Regions from separate parts of the Homo sapiens genome. Here region 2 is linked to region 1. A link is a contact called in ENCODE Hi-C or POLR2A ChIA-PET data. All regions are on one chromosome and are shown on one strand. Each heading gives the region's core, a stretch centred on a gene start or an enhancer-like site at or near the end of the contact. The rest is flanking DNA. Distances are from core to core; before and after follow the strand shown. Region 1 has its middle 30 kb from the start of ZFAND5. Region 2 overlaps TMC1 (transmembrane channel like 1).

Region 1 (6,646 bases), core at 3,091-5,590:
GATCAGAAATGTAGTCAAGGGAATGTAATTATTAGCACTCTCTGGCTCTGTGATGAATAATGTGATGAATAGTCATAATAATGCAAAATTTGTTTATTGATTATCAGCTTTTAAAATAAACCGATGCACAAAGCATGGAGGAGTTAATCCTGATTAAGGACAGAATGTAAACACTCTCAGCTTTGATGATGTTAAAGTAAAGCTCTAGCTGACAGATTTTGGAAAATGAAAAGTAAATAGGGAAGAGGGAAGAAGTGGTAAGGATGCAAATGCTCTCATTTTATAAAATGAGGCATCAAGAGAATCTGTTGAAAATTGAAATAGTAATGACAAATTAAATAGCAATGACAAAAATGATCCTGAGAGCAGTGTGGAAGAGGATGTTCTATCTGGAAAAAATAGAAAATGCTGAATTCACTGCACACTGTAAACAAAAATATTAATTCCAGGTAAATTATAGACCCTTTCAAAGGCAAAACAGTAAGGCTTTAAAAGATAATACAGAAAAAATAGATTCATAATCTCTATATGGGAGAGTGATTTTAAAACATATTAAACATTAAGAAGCCCCAACCTTTAAGATAAGGATTGATGAATTTGATTACAGTGAAATAAGAACATTAAAAATAAAATAGTGGGTGGGGGGCGATGGGAGGGACCTTAGAGGATAGACCAATATGTGCAGCAAACCACCATGGCACACGTATACCTACGTAACAAACCTGCACATTCTGCACATGTGTCCCAGAATTAAAGTAAAATTTAAAAAATCGTAAAAAGGCAAGCCATGGACTTGAAAATATCTGGAATACATGTTTAATCAATATTTGTTATAGCCAACAAAGGACCCATATCCAGAATATCTGAAGAGCTTATACACCCCAATAAGAAAATACAACTTAATAGAAAAATGAGCAAATAGTTTTCAACAGCCACTTCAAAACAGGATATAACTAGTTGATCAATAAGCATATGATAAGATATTCAATCTCAGCCACCAGAAAAACACAAATTAAAACAGTAAAGAGGTACCACTACACACCTCTCAAAATAGCTAAAATTTAAAAAGACTGAAAAAGAGCAAGGATTGCTCCTGGAACTCTCCTCCACTGCTGGTGAAAAGAGAAACTAGCTTAACCAATTTGGAAAGCAATTTGGCTTTATTGATTAAAGTTAAAGATACCATACCTCATGACCTAGCAATTTCTCTCTTAGGTATATATCTAAAAGAAATATATGCCCATGTGTACCAGGAGACATGTATAAGAAAATTCATAACAGCTTTATTCACAATAGCCTAAACCTGGGAACAACCAAAATATTCATCCATGGGAGCATGGATAAATAGTTGTAAGGCTCTCTCTCATGGAATTCTATATAGCAGTGAATATTAATGGACTGCAGCTGAATGCTACAATATTAGTGAATCTCATGAACATAATACTGAGCTAAGAAAAGCCTGATGCAAAATAATATATAGTGTATGATTCTATTTACATAAAATTCAAAAACAGGTGAAATTATAGTGTTGAGTGATGCATCCTTGGATAGCAAAAATATAAAGAAAAGCAAGGAAGTTATTACTAAAGAAGTCAGAAGAGTTTTATGTTTTAGGAAAAGGGAGTGAGTTATGCCTTGGAGAGGCATGCAGGAACCTTCTGGGGACTGACACTCCTTTATTTGACCTGAGTAGCCATTTCAGGGAGGTTTGCTTTGGAATACATCTCTGCTTTATGTATTTTTTTGGCGTGTGACCTATTTCACAAGCTGAAAAGAGGATTTAAATAAAAAGAACTAGTGGTTTAAGAAAGTTATTTAAATAACAAAGGTAACCAATGGAGAAACTAAAATAGTGCTGTAACTGCTAAAAATTGAGAGATGTAGACCAGTGTAATAAGCTAACTTCTCCACTGTGGTCACAGGAAGTTAATAAGAAAATTTCCAAATTGATACACATATTATGAAATAAGAACCCAAACCAACTGTAAAAGCGTTGTTCTCTGTTATGTAATTTCCTTCTTAAAATAATGCATACTTATTAATTTTATAATCAAGAAAAACTATCATGTTATATTAACATTTTTATATTTTTTAAACATCTGTGTGACTGAACAACCAGATTAGAAACAAACAAATTTGTTGACTGAGTTAACTTAGTTTGAGGAATTTTAACTTTTTAGTGAGTTGTTTTGTAGTGCCCTAAATATTTATTGAAACAATTTTATATATTCAATGTAAAAAATTCTCTTTTCTCTGTGTAACTTTCAGATCACTTGTGAGAACTTTGAGAAGCATCCAAAGAGATTGAAGAATTTTTTTGTTTTAGTAGCAAAATCTTACTTATTGTACAATTATTTAGAACTGTGATAGAAGAGTTTTTATTGTTGCCTTTCCTGACTTCAATTCATTTTAAAGGCATTTTTATTAATAAATAACATAATGTGCAACGGCTTTCATAAACCACTCCCACTCCCACCCCTGTGTCATCCCCGTAAAACTAAACAAACCAACTGAAATCTCTGCACTTCTACAAAAACTCAGTATGATGTCCCTCATAAGAATTAATGTAAGGAACCAGGGTCGGTGGCTCACGCCTGTAATCCCAGCACTTTGGGAGGCCGAGGCGGGTGGATCACCTGAGGTCAGGAGTTCAAGACCAGCCTGACCAACATGGAGAAACCCCGTCTCAACTAAAAATACAAAATTAGCCGGTATGGTGGCGGGCGCCTGTAGTCCCAGCTACTCGGGAGGCTAAGGCAGGAGAATCGCTTGAACCCGGGAGGCGGAGGTTGCCATGAGCCGAGATCGCGCCACTGCACTCCAGCCTGGGCAACAAGAGCGAAACTCCGTCTCAAAAAAAAAAAAAAATTAATGTAAGGAAACAATGTCCTCATCACCCACCATTTCACAGCTGCTGCATTATACTTAGGTGGAAGTGTAGCTTTTATTTTATTTATTTATTTATTTATTTTATGAGACGGAGTCTTGCTCTGTCGACCAGGCTGGAGCGCAGTGGCGCGATCTCGGCTCCGCCTCCCAAGTTCAAGCCATTCTCCTGCCTCAGGCTCCCAAGTAGCTAGGACTGCAGGCGCCCGCCACCACGCCCCTCTATTTTTTTGTATTTTTAGTAGAGACGGGGTCTCACCATGTTTGCCAGGATGGTCTCGATCTCCTGACCTCGTGATCCAACTGCCTCGGCCTCCCAAAGTGCTGGGATTACAGGCGTGAGCCACCGCGCCAGGCCGGAAGTGTAACTTTTAATATCAAGCACTCACATTTTAACGTGGCTTTTTAACTAGGGCAAGACCCTACAGATCATTTTAATTATCAATATAAGTCCATTTGAGCTCACTGATAAACCACACGAGAGAAAAAGTTGCTTTTCAAATAAGGAAAGCCTTTTAATTGCTTGTCTGCATTTACTTTTTTAAGATTAGTTTTTGTTTTTAAAAAGAAGCAGATTTAGCCTGAAAAACATATGCAAATTTTCCTTCCAAAAGTGCTTTATTTAAAAAAAAAAAGCTTAAAAAAAGTAGTATGAAATAGGCAAATATTCTTCCAATATAAAAGAAAAGGAATTTGAAAGTTGAGATTCCACTTTGTTAAATTAACTACTAAAAATATGATGGATTAAACTTTGAGACTCTTGGAAAGTGTTACCATAATATTTATGATGAAATCATTAATTTTGTAAAGGGAAAACATTCTTGTTCCAACTCAGTAGTTCTTTTTCACTTTCTGGCTAACATAGAAAAATAAATATGACATTGTTCTGAGGAATCTGTTGTCCCAAAGCAATTAAGAAGCAAATCAATGAAATATTCTTGTAAATCAAAGCAGTTATCTTCTTATTTTTTATTGTGTACTTTGAACTCGCTTTTTAGGGAAGCATGTTGAGACATCTGAATTCCTTTGCCTTTAGATTTTGGAACTATTTTGGTCTTATTTCAATTGTTAACTATCTCTCTGCTTGTAATGTCTCAATACTTTTGAGTGTTCACAGTAAAAAGAATAAAGGCACCCACTGCACTCATTTATGACATGGACTGGACAGGAGCCACTCAAATGTCCACGCTGAGTTCTGGCAAGTCACATTGCCTCTGGTCTTGTGTTTTGGTTTGGTGGGCACACTTCTGTCCTTGTTCACACTTTCAATCCACATTTCCAAAGAACGGCCATTTTAATCCACCTGTGCTAAAAACATTGGTTAGGTCTTCTTTCTCTAAGAAGGTTGCATTTCAGGTATGAGATTTAGAAAATAACTATAGGCATAAAGGTCAGCCAATCTGTTTTCAAAACAGGGCTGACAAGTAAGCAGGTGCAGGCACTAAGTTCAACTTACAAGTGTAAACTCTACTTCAAAATCAGTTCTGAGTCATCTGCTCTGTCTGTTAGGCACTCTTGTTTACAGTACATCTTTAGCCTTCTCATGTAGCAATACTATTGGTAAGTGGTATGCATAAGAAAAAAAACAACTTGATCTTGACAAAATGTGTACCCTATGTGTGGTGAAGAGACGTTTTGGAAGGTCTTGAGCAATTTTTTAAAATGCCTGTGTGTGTGTACGTACCCTTTATGTAATATTTAATGACTCGTGTTCTAAGAGGGTGTGTTTTTCTTTCTTAAAGAGCTGGCAGCTGGCCTATCCTCTTAGAAATGGGAAATTTCTTAAGCTAATTTGCACAAGCAGGCTATGTGTTTTGACGACGAAGCTGTAACTCTTTGTCCAGACAGTATTGCCAATTATCTGTGAATATCCTTATTAAGTAAAGACTTCAGAAAAAAAAAAAAAAGCCAGATCTTTTTATTAGCTTGTTTTGCATATAAGCTTTCAGGATAGTTGTATATTAATGTCACTTCTAAAGAAGAAAGGAGTTATTTAAAGGGATGACCTGATTATCTTGATAAAGAAAATATTAGAGCTGCAACCCATTTTCTGAAAAATTGGCCTTGGATTTGAGTGCAGTCCGGAAGGTGAAAATTTTGAATTGAATTTTAAACTCTAGGACAATAAAGTTTGAGCCAAATCATTTACTCTTTCTGTTTCTTAGTTTTCCAATCTGTTAAATGAGAATCAAAGCATTTATGTATATTTCTTCTTATAGGGAAATAAAGCATTGGTAATTGATTAGAAGGTACAAATCAGTGCACATGCATTTGTTCTGTCTGAAATACTAAGCCAAGCATCATCTTCATCTGCTCCTTCCTTATGAGACCAATGTGCACCCTTGGGGTCATCACATATCTTATGGCAAGGAAAAGCCCTCTATCTGTAGTGAGACTTCAGAGGTAGAAATAAATTTTTGTGCCACATAGAGCTCAGATAACCAGGAAACAGCCAAAATAAAGATAGATTTTGTGAAAATTATGTTTCATGTTTTTGAAAATTTAAGAGCATTTTCTCAGAGAGAAAAAACATGCATGGATGGGGGCTAGAATCAGAAATAAAGAAGGTGAAGAGGTTGTAGCAATCACTCTTCTGACGGTCTTTAAAACAGAAAAATAAAAATAAAAATAAATAAAAATAAGCAAAAAATGTAATTCCCCAACAGATGAAGGAGGAATTGGTTTTGTTACTTTTTAGAGGTCCTTTTAGTTTATAACATGCTGATGTGGGTTATTACATCAGCCACCAATTAGCATATGAAGTGCCAACATATATGCCAAGCTATGCACTATGTGTTGGGAACTGAAAAGTGAGTAAGAGGCTGGGAGCGGTGGCTCACGCCTGTAATCCCAGCACTTTGGGAGGCCGAGGTGGGCAGATCACTTGAGGTCAGGGGTTCAAGACCAGCCTAGCCAGCATGGCAAAACTCTATCTCTACTAAAAATACAAAAATTAGCCAGGTGTGATGGCACACACCTATAATCCCAGCTATTCGGGAGGCTGAAGCAGGAGAATCGCTAGAACCCGTGAGGTGGAGGTTGCAGTGAGCTGAGATTGCACCACTGCACTCGAGCCTGGGTAGCAGAGTAAGACTCTGTCTCAAAAAAAAAAGAGTAAATAAGAAACAATTTTTGCTCTCAAGGTCTTCTTAACCTTTCATGGCAGAGAAATACATACAAATAATTACAATACTATGTGATAAGTGTTAGACTAGTGGCAAAAACCTGTGCTGAGATTACGAATTTTGCCTGGGCTGGTTGGGACTGAAGAAGTAATATTTGTGCTCGGCCGTGAAGACTGAGGGGAGGTTAGGCATGGCAGGTCATCCTAGGAAGAGAATACAGCTTGAACAAAGACATGGAGAAATGGATGCCATTGGTTTATGGGAAATATTTTAGAGACGAGGTAAGTGTTTGAGCGTCAGGCAGTTCCAGGTTTTTAACCCAGCTATGTGGCCATTCACTGGCTCTATGATTTGGGGTACATTACTTGGCCTCTCTGAACCTCAGTTTCTGCATCTTTAATATAGGGACATTATTGCCTATCCTGGCAAGTTGCTGTGAGCATTACATGAAAAAATAAGTATAAAGGGCCTGACACAGTGCAAGGACATAGTAGATGTTCACTAAATGATCACTGTTACCCTGTCTCCTTGAGTGGGTTGCAGCTATTAATATGGAACCACATATAGTTGTGACAAGTCTTCTGTGAAATGGAAGTAACACCTACTTTCAGGGTTGTTTTGAGGATGAGAGGTAG
Region 2 (6,646 bases), core at 2,641-5,140, 200 kb after region 1:
TCTTGAACTCCCAACCTCAGGTGATCCGCCTGCCTTGGCTTCCCAAAGTGCTGGGATTACAGGTGTGAGCCACCATGCCAGGCCAGAAAAACAAGACTTCTTTAGGTGGAGTTTGGGGAATGAGCTTTCTGGACAAGTAAACGGCATGCATCAAGGCACAGAAACATCAGAGCTGCATTTGAATAAATTCTCCTAGCTGGTCTTACCTCCTAGCTACTTACTTCTACTGTTGACATCAACCTTATAAACTTGCTAGAGGCTCAGTGTGGGGAAACAAACAAACAAAGCCTCATGAAACGTTTTGATCCAATTAGAAAATGTCTATTAAATACATTGTGTTTCACAAATGTGAACTATTAATACAATCTGGGTTTGTTCCGATTTAATTGTCTAAAATTATACATAATTCATCTTGCCAACAAATGAAATTATTGAAAAATTAAAAATATCACCACCAATTTTTTCTATTAAATGTATATTTTTGTAATGATAGCTTAAGTTTCATCTCAGTTTGAGATTTAGTACACTGTGGCATTCACTCTGGTTGGGGTTCATTTGGCTCTGAGCTTCAAGGTTCAATTTAGACTTCAAAGCATGTCGGACTTGACCTGAGGCACGTTTTTAACAATCAGGTGCAGTTTGTAAGGTTATGGGTTGAGGAATAGCATAAATGGGCCATCCTTTTTCTGATTTTGAGAAGAGAATGACTACTAATACCCAGGTGTGTTCTTGTCTTTCTTGAGTCAATTCTAACAGCATTGGCTGTGGGTTATAAAACCATAAAATTTTACAGCCAAAAACAACTTTAAAGGTCGTTTAGATGGAACTTCTTCATTTTGCAGATGAGGAAACTGAGAATCAGAGACAAAGTGACCTCAGGGCATTACAACTTACTATTACTATATTGAAAGAGGAAGGGAAGCTGGTGCAAGTTGAGGGACCCACTGATGAACTGCAGGGTATCCAATGTTGCCCCTGTGTTTGGGCTGAGGGAGAAGCAGCTTCTTAGCTTCTGCTATGCTGACTTATCTTGTGATCTCTGTCCCAGCCCTTGGCTGCCTCTCCTCCTTGTCCCCAGGCCTGCACCATTCCATCTGCCTCCTGATTATTCACTGACAGCTGCCTTTTCCCTCACCCTTTGTTCTCAGTTTTTAAAAATCCAATGGGGAGAAGCTTGGATTCAAATGATAGCATTTTCAGCTCATGAAAAATTCTATAACAAGTGTATTTGACCGTTTGATCTCTGGCTTCTCCCACACACTTGCCCTTTATACTCTGACAGCCATAAGCTTCATTTCCTTGAAGCAGATTGCAATTTCAATGGAAAGGAAATAATTGTGTAGCTTTCAAGCTGAGTTCAGTTCTAAAAAGGACTGAGCAAAGCTCAATCCTGGGCTATTGTAGAATCTTAGTCACTGAATCAGGCAGTGAAAGAGCTCTCTCCAAGCTTCATGGTTATGATCTTGAAAAACACCAGAGCTAGGTTCAAATTCCAGCCATACCATTTCCTAACTGTGTGATTTTGGCAAATCACACAAATACTTAAAATTCTTTCGACTCGGTTTCCTCTTCTGTAAAATGGGAACACTAATTAATGCTCACCTCAAAAGGTTGTTCATTCATTCAACACATATTCGTTGGGTGCCTCCTGTGTGTCAAACTGTTTCAGTCCAGTGAGGAAGATGGACATGAATCCAAGAGTCACCAAAAAAATGTAAAGTGGCACCTGTGATGAGTCACAAAGGGGAGGTATATGAGAAAGTGTGTGACAGTATCTAACAGGTGAGGGCATTATATAATTTATTGTTGCAAACAGGACATTTTTGAGCATGTAAGAGGGTGTGTTAATTGTCCTGGAACAACAGGCATAAATCAGGACTTTCTGGGCAAACTCAGGCCCTACCCCACTCTTACCTACCCTTAGTATAAGAGGGAAGGTTGGGAAAGGCTTTCCTGGGGAAGGGAAGAAGAAACTGAGATCCGCGGAATAAGTGAGGATTCCTAGGCAAAAAGAGGAAGACAGAGTGGTTTAGGCCAAGAGAGCAAACAGTGGTGCAAGACTCTAAGGCAGGACAAAGCATGGAGCCTGCAGAGAACAGACAGAAGGTCAGTGTGATGAAGATGGGAGGGGTGCGTGGCTTTAAACACAGGCCCCTTGCTTGTTGGTTTGCCCTGTAGGTGTTAAGAAATGAGGCTATATCAAGGTGAATTTTAAGTAGAGGTGGCACCTCTACTTAAGACCAGACTTGCAGCTTTAAACATCAGTCTGGCTGCAAGGCAGAATGGATTAGCATTGAGTAGTAGTTCTGGCCTTGGCTTTCCAGAGGAAACTTCTAAACAATATCAAAGCCTTGGTGTCACCCACAGAGATCCTGATTTAATTAGTTTAGGTTGGCTCCCAGTAGGTTATAAAGTGTGTCAGGATTGAGATTCACTGTAGAAGGAAGTGTGAATATGGAGAAGAATAATTACAAGGCTATTGCAGTAGCCCGGGTAAGAAGTGATGGAATAGGTTCATGGCAGTGGGTTTCTGAAGCAGTGGTTCTCAAACTGTAGTGGATTTGAGTATCACCTGGAAGTCTTATTTATTTATTAGAGATGGTCTCACACTGTTGCGTAGGCTAGAGTGCAGTGGTATAATCATAGCTCACTGCAACCTTGATCAGCCTTCATCTCCTAGGCTCAAGCAATCCTGCCACTTCAGCTTCCTGAGTAGCTGGGACTACAGGCATGGACCACCATGGCTATTTGTTTGTTTGTTTTTAATAGAGACAGGGTCTCACTCTGTTGCCCAGGCTGGTCTCAAATTCCTGGGCTAAAGCAAGCCTCTCTCCTTGGCCTCCCAAAGTGCTGGGATTATAGCCACTGCACCTTGGCACGGAAACCTTGTTAAAATGCAGATATCTGGGTATCATTGATTTAGTAGGTCGTGGATGGGGCCTGAGAATTTGCATTTCTGACAAATTACCTGGAGGCGCTAGTTGCTAGTTTAGAGATCACACTTAGCATCTAGTGGGTAGTGGTCAGGGATGCTGGTGAATATCATACAATACACAGAACAGCCCTTTTGCTGATCACTGATCGAGCAAAAAAACCATCTGATGTGGTAGATAACATCAACAGGATTTGATCAGCAGGGTAAAGGACAACTCCAGGACTCTTACAGTTTTCTGAATTTCACAACTAAATGACGAGTTTCACTATTCATTGACATTCAGGAGACAGCCCTACAGACCTGAGAAGATGGTGAAGTCAAAGCTACACATATATTTGAGGGTTACCTTTGAAACAGCTAAGAGGATACATCAAGCAGGAACATATATGTGGAACCTGGAAGGGAAGATCATTACAGATATAAACTTGGGGATCATTAAAGCCAGGAACTTATCAATGGCATCAGTCAGTTCTCTTTTCTTTTACTCTTATCATTGGTGTCAAAGCTCTGGCCTCTTTTTGTTGGTTCCACTCAGGTGCCGTGATCCTCCAGCCTCAGCACCTTGCTGTGAGCTCTCCTTGGGAGGCTGCCTCTCCCTCCTCCTTCAGAATTTACCCCCTACTTCTCCTTTGGGTCCCACCTCTCAGGCTTGGTCATGTGTGGCATTAGCAAGCAGGTGTGCGTGTTTCCTTCTGAAGCACAAATCAAAGCCATGGTTATGTATCTGTGGGATTATTTGCTAAATGGCCACCTCTCCTGCTAGATTCTAAGTTGCCTGCAGTGACTGGAGAACATCCCTAGGTATCAGATGCTCAATGTCTTACACTTATGGAACCGTCAAAGACAGCTGTTAAATGTCCAATGGGTCAGTTAGGGAGATGGTGGTTGTTAAAACTGTGATGAGTTCTCAGGAAGAGGGAGAAGCAGTTACCTTTGTGAAGCAGTTGTTGGTATTTACTTAGTAATGAGATTAAATTTCCTAGGACAGTGGGTGTGTGAACCAGCAATAGCGCCATCTGCTGGAAGTAAGTGATACAACAACTATTATCTTGACTAGGCTCAGGGCTGTTAAAACAGTATTGCTCTGGGAGAAAAGAATCATTTTTTTTAAGGTTAAAAATGTGAGTAAAATTCTTTAGAGTGAAGATAGAATTTCTTTTGAAATGGTTGGAAAAATTGGATAATTATTGAAAATAGTGTTCAGTTTTCAAAGAGGAGAGAAACCTTCAAGTCACTGTAATTAAGAGAAGTTTTATTGAAAGAACACATGGAATAAGGAAGTTAGATATCTCCACCCAAAACCAGCATTTCAGAAAACAGAAACAGGCAAAAATCTGGCGGAGTGTGGTGGCTCATGCCTGCAATCCCAGCCCTTTGGGAGGCCATGGTGGAAGGATCGCTTGAAGCCAGGAGTTTAAGAATAGCCTGGGCAACATAGTAAGATCCCCATTTTCTTTTTTCTTTTCTTTTCTTTTCTTTTTTTCTTTTCTTTTCTGAGACAGAGTGTTGCTCCTTTTGCCCAGGCTGGAGCGCAATGGCATGATCTCAGCTCACCACAACCTCCCGGGTTCAAGAAATTCTCCTGCCTTGGCCTCCTGAGTAGCTGGGATTACAGGCATGCACCACCACACCTGGCTAATTTCGTATTTTTAGTAGAGACGTGGTTTCTCCATGTTGGTCAGGCTGGTCTTGAACGCCCGATCTCAGGTGATCTGCCCACCTCGGCCTCCCAAAGTGCTGGGATTACAGGCATGAGCCCCCGTGCCCAGCCCCAAGACCCCCATTTCTATTTTAAAAAAAAAAAAGAAGAAGAAGAAGGAAAAGAAAAGAAAAATGGAAACAGGCGAAAACCTAGGCTTCTCAAAGACTGAAGGGTATTTTGGAACTGACTGGATATTGCTCATCTCTGGCTGGTTGTGTTGCAGCCTCGTTGGTGGCAAGTGCAGACCCTCAGTCAGTGACCTCCTTTGTTGCTCTTCCATCAAAGGGCCCCCTTCTCCTGCCCAGGCATGGTGTTACTAATATGGCGATGGTAGGGGCAGGGGCTGCATCTATGACGGGGAGAGGTATGAGAGTATACTCATCATTCTGCTGTTGTCTTTGTTAGTTTGTTTCTAATTTCTATTGTTGGGGAGAAAGATAAATTCTTCCCTAACCTCTTGGGATCTTCACCTGGGTCTAAGAATTAAATCACTGTAAGACAGGTTAACAGGAGAAAAATATATGAGTTTTATTGATTTTTACATGTACGCGGAGACCCTCATGAGACAGCAGAAGACCTGAAGAAATGGACAAAGCAGAAAGCTCTAATACCTTTTAGACAGAGAAACCATAAATTCATGAAGAGCTGACAAGACAAAGGGGTTTGGGCCAGTGGCAGTAAATTGTGGGAATTCACTAGGGAGGTGTAAAGATAGAGGAAGATAAGGGATAGTTTAGAAAGTTTATTTGTACAGCTCCATTGCAGCATCAACTCCCAGTCAATGGTGATAAGAGTTATTTTCTTATTCTGGTACAGGGAGGGCAACTTTCTTAAATAAATCTTTTTGGCTTACGACAGGTAGAAGAGGGCAGATCACATAGCCCTTTCCGGCATCTGCTGTTTCTCAGGTGACTTTAGCTCAAAATAATCAACATGCCACATCAGCAAATTTTGGGGTGACATGGCCTGTTTCGCTATGATAATGGGAAAGAAATCAGACTTTTTAACTTTGAATTAGAAAACACAAACTTTGACTATGTCCCACAATTTATGTGACTGATTTCATATTCTATCACATCTATTTTATATTCTCTCATATTCTCCTCATGAATTTTCCCCTAGAATGTTGGGGGAATTTTGAAATGACTTGGGGGGCATGCTACAATTCGAAAAGGAGAGAGACATACTCTCCAATTCTCTCCCTGCCTGCCTCACAATGTGCAGCTCTCCTCTGCTTCTTCTTCTTCTTTTTTTTTTTTTTGAGACAGCGTCTCACTCTGTCACCCAGGCTTGAGTGCAGTGGCGCAATCTTGGCTCACTGCAAGCTCCGCCTCCCAGGTTCAAGTGATTCTTCTGCCTCAGCCTTCCGAGTAGGTGGTACTAGAGGTGTGTGCCACCACGCCCAGCTAATTTTTGTATTTTTAGTAGAGACGGGGTTTCTTTATGTTGACCAGGCTAGTCTCGAACTCCTGACCTCAGGTGATCTGCCCACCTCAGCCTCCCAAAATGCTGGAATTACAGGTGTGAGCCAACATGCCTGGCCTCCTCTGCTTCTGATTCAACTGCTGCTACCGATAGACTTACTGAAGGATTTGAAGCCAAATGGTATTAATTTTGGTCAGTTACTTCCCTGTATCTGGTGTCCTCACTAGACAGAACTTCTGTGTATGGCTACTTCATAGACCCCGACCAGCCTACATATTGTTTGCTCTAAGGTCTAGTGCCCTCTCTTATTTCACTAAGATACAGCCACTGTTGGTGGGGGAGTCACATAACATGGAACATAATCACTGTATCAGTTCAGGTGCTCTTGATTCAAGTGGATTTAATTATGAGGGAATTTATTCCTTACATAATTACTAAGTCTAGCATTAGAGTGGCCTGCAGATGAGGGTTGATCCAGTGGCTCAGTGATGGCCAGAACGCTGTTTACTTTTTCCATTCTGCTATCTATGGGGTTGGCTTCATCCTGAGGTTGTTTTCCTTTCTGTCACAGGTTTTACATCAAT

Evidence for each region. Hi-C counts contacts between places; a loop is a spot of excess contacts on that map. ChIA-PET counts read pairs that join two places held with the same protein, here RNA polymerase II (POLR2A). Pooled maps may share reads with other maps.
Region 2: a loop to region 1 is called in a map of transverse colon, with 3 times the contacts of the local background. The contact joins two enhancer-like sites. A Hi-C loop is called at or near these places in 1 of 168 maps with a recorded cell type or tissue (transverse colon) and 6 of 50 pooled maps. POLR2A ChIA-PET finds 5 or more read pairs at or near these places in 7 of 52 experiments (AG04450, IMR-90, PC-9 and 4 more).

The regions. Positions count from the first base shown.
Region 1 is chr9:72,392,356-72,399,001 of GRCh38, forward strand. No RefSeq gene overlaps it. Among named protein-coding and RNA genes, the nearest start is that of ZFAND5, 30 kb to the left of the region's middle. Within about 2 kb of position 4,341, at least 4 of the 41 ENCODE cell types and tissues checked have a DNase peak (open chromatin) inside an H3K27ac peak, as active enhancers do; they include Panc1, where a contact is called at or near this core.
Region 2 is chr9:72,588,986-72,595,631 of GRCh38, forward strand. The region is part of intron 2 of TMC1 (transmembrane channel like 1); the gene reads left to right. Among named protein-coding and RNA genes, the nearest start is that of TMC1, 71 kb to the left of the region's middle. RefSeq lists an enhancer at 3,677-3,736. Within about 2 kb of position 3,891, at least 2 of the 41 ENCODE cell types and tissues checked have a DNase peak (open chromatin) inside an H3K27ac peak, as active enhancers do; they include Panc1, where a contact is called at or near this core.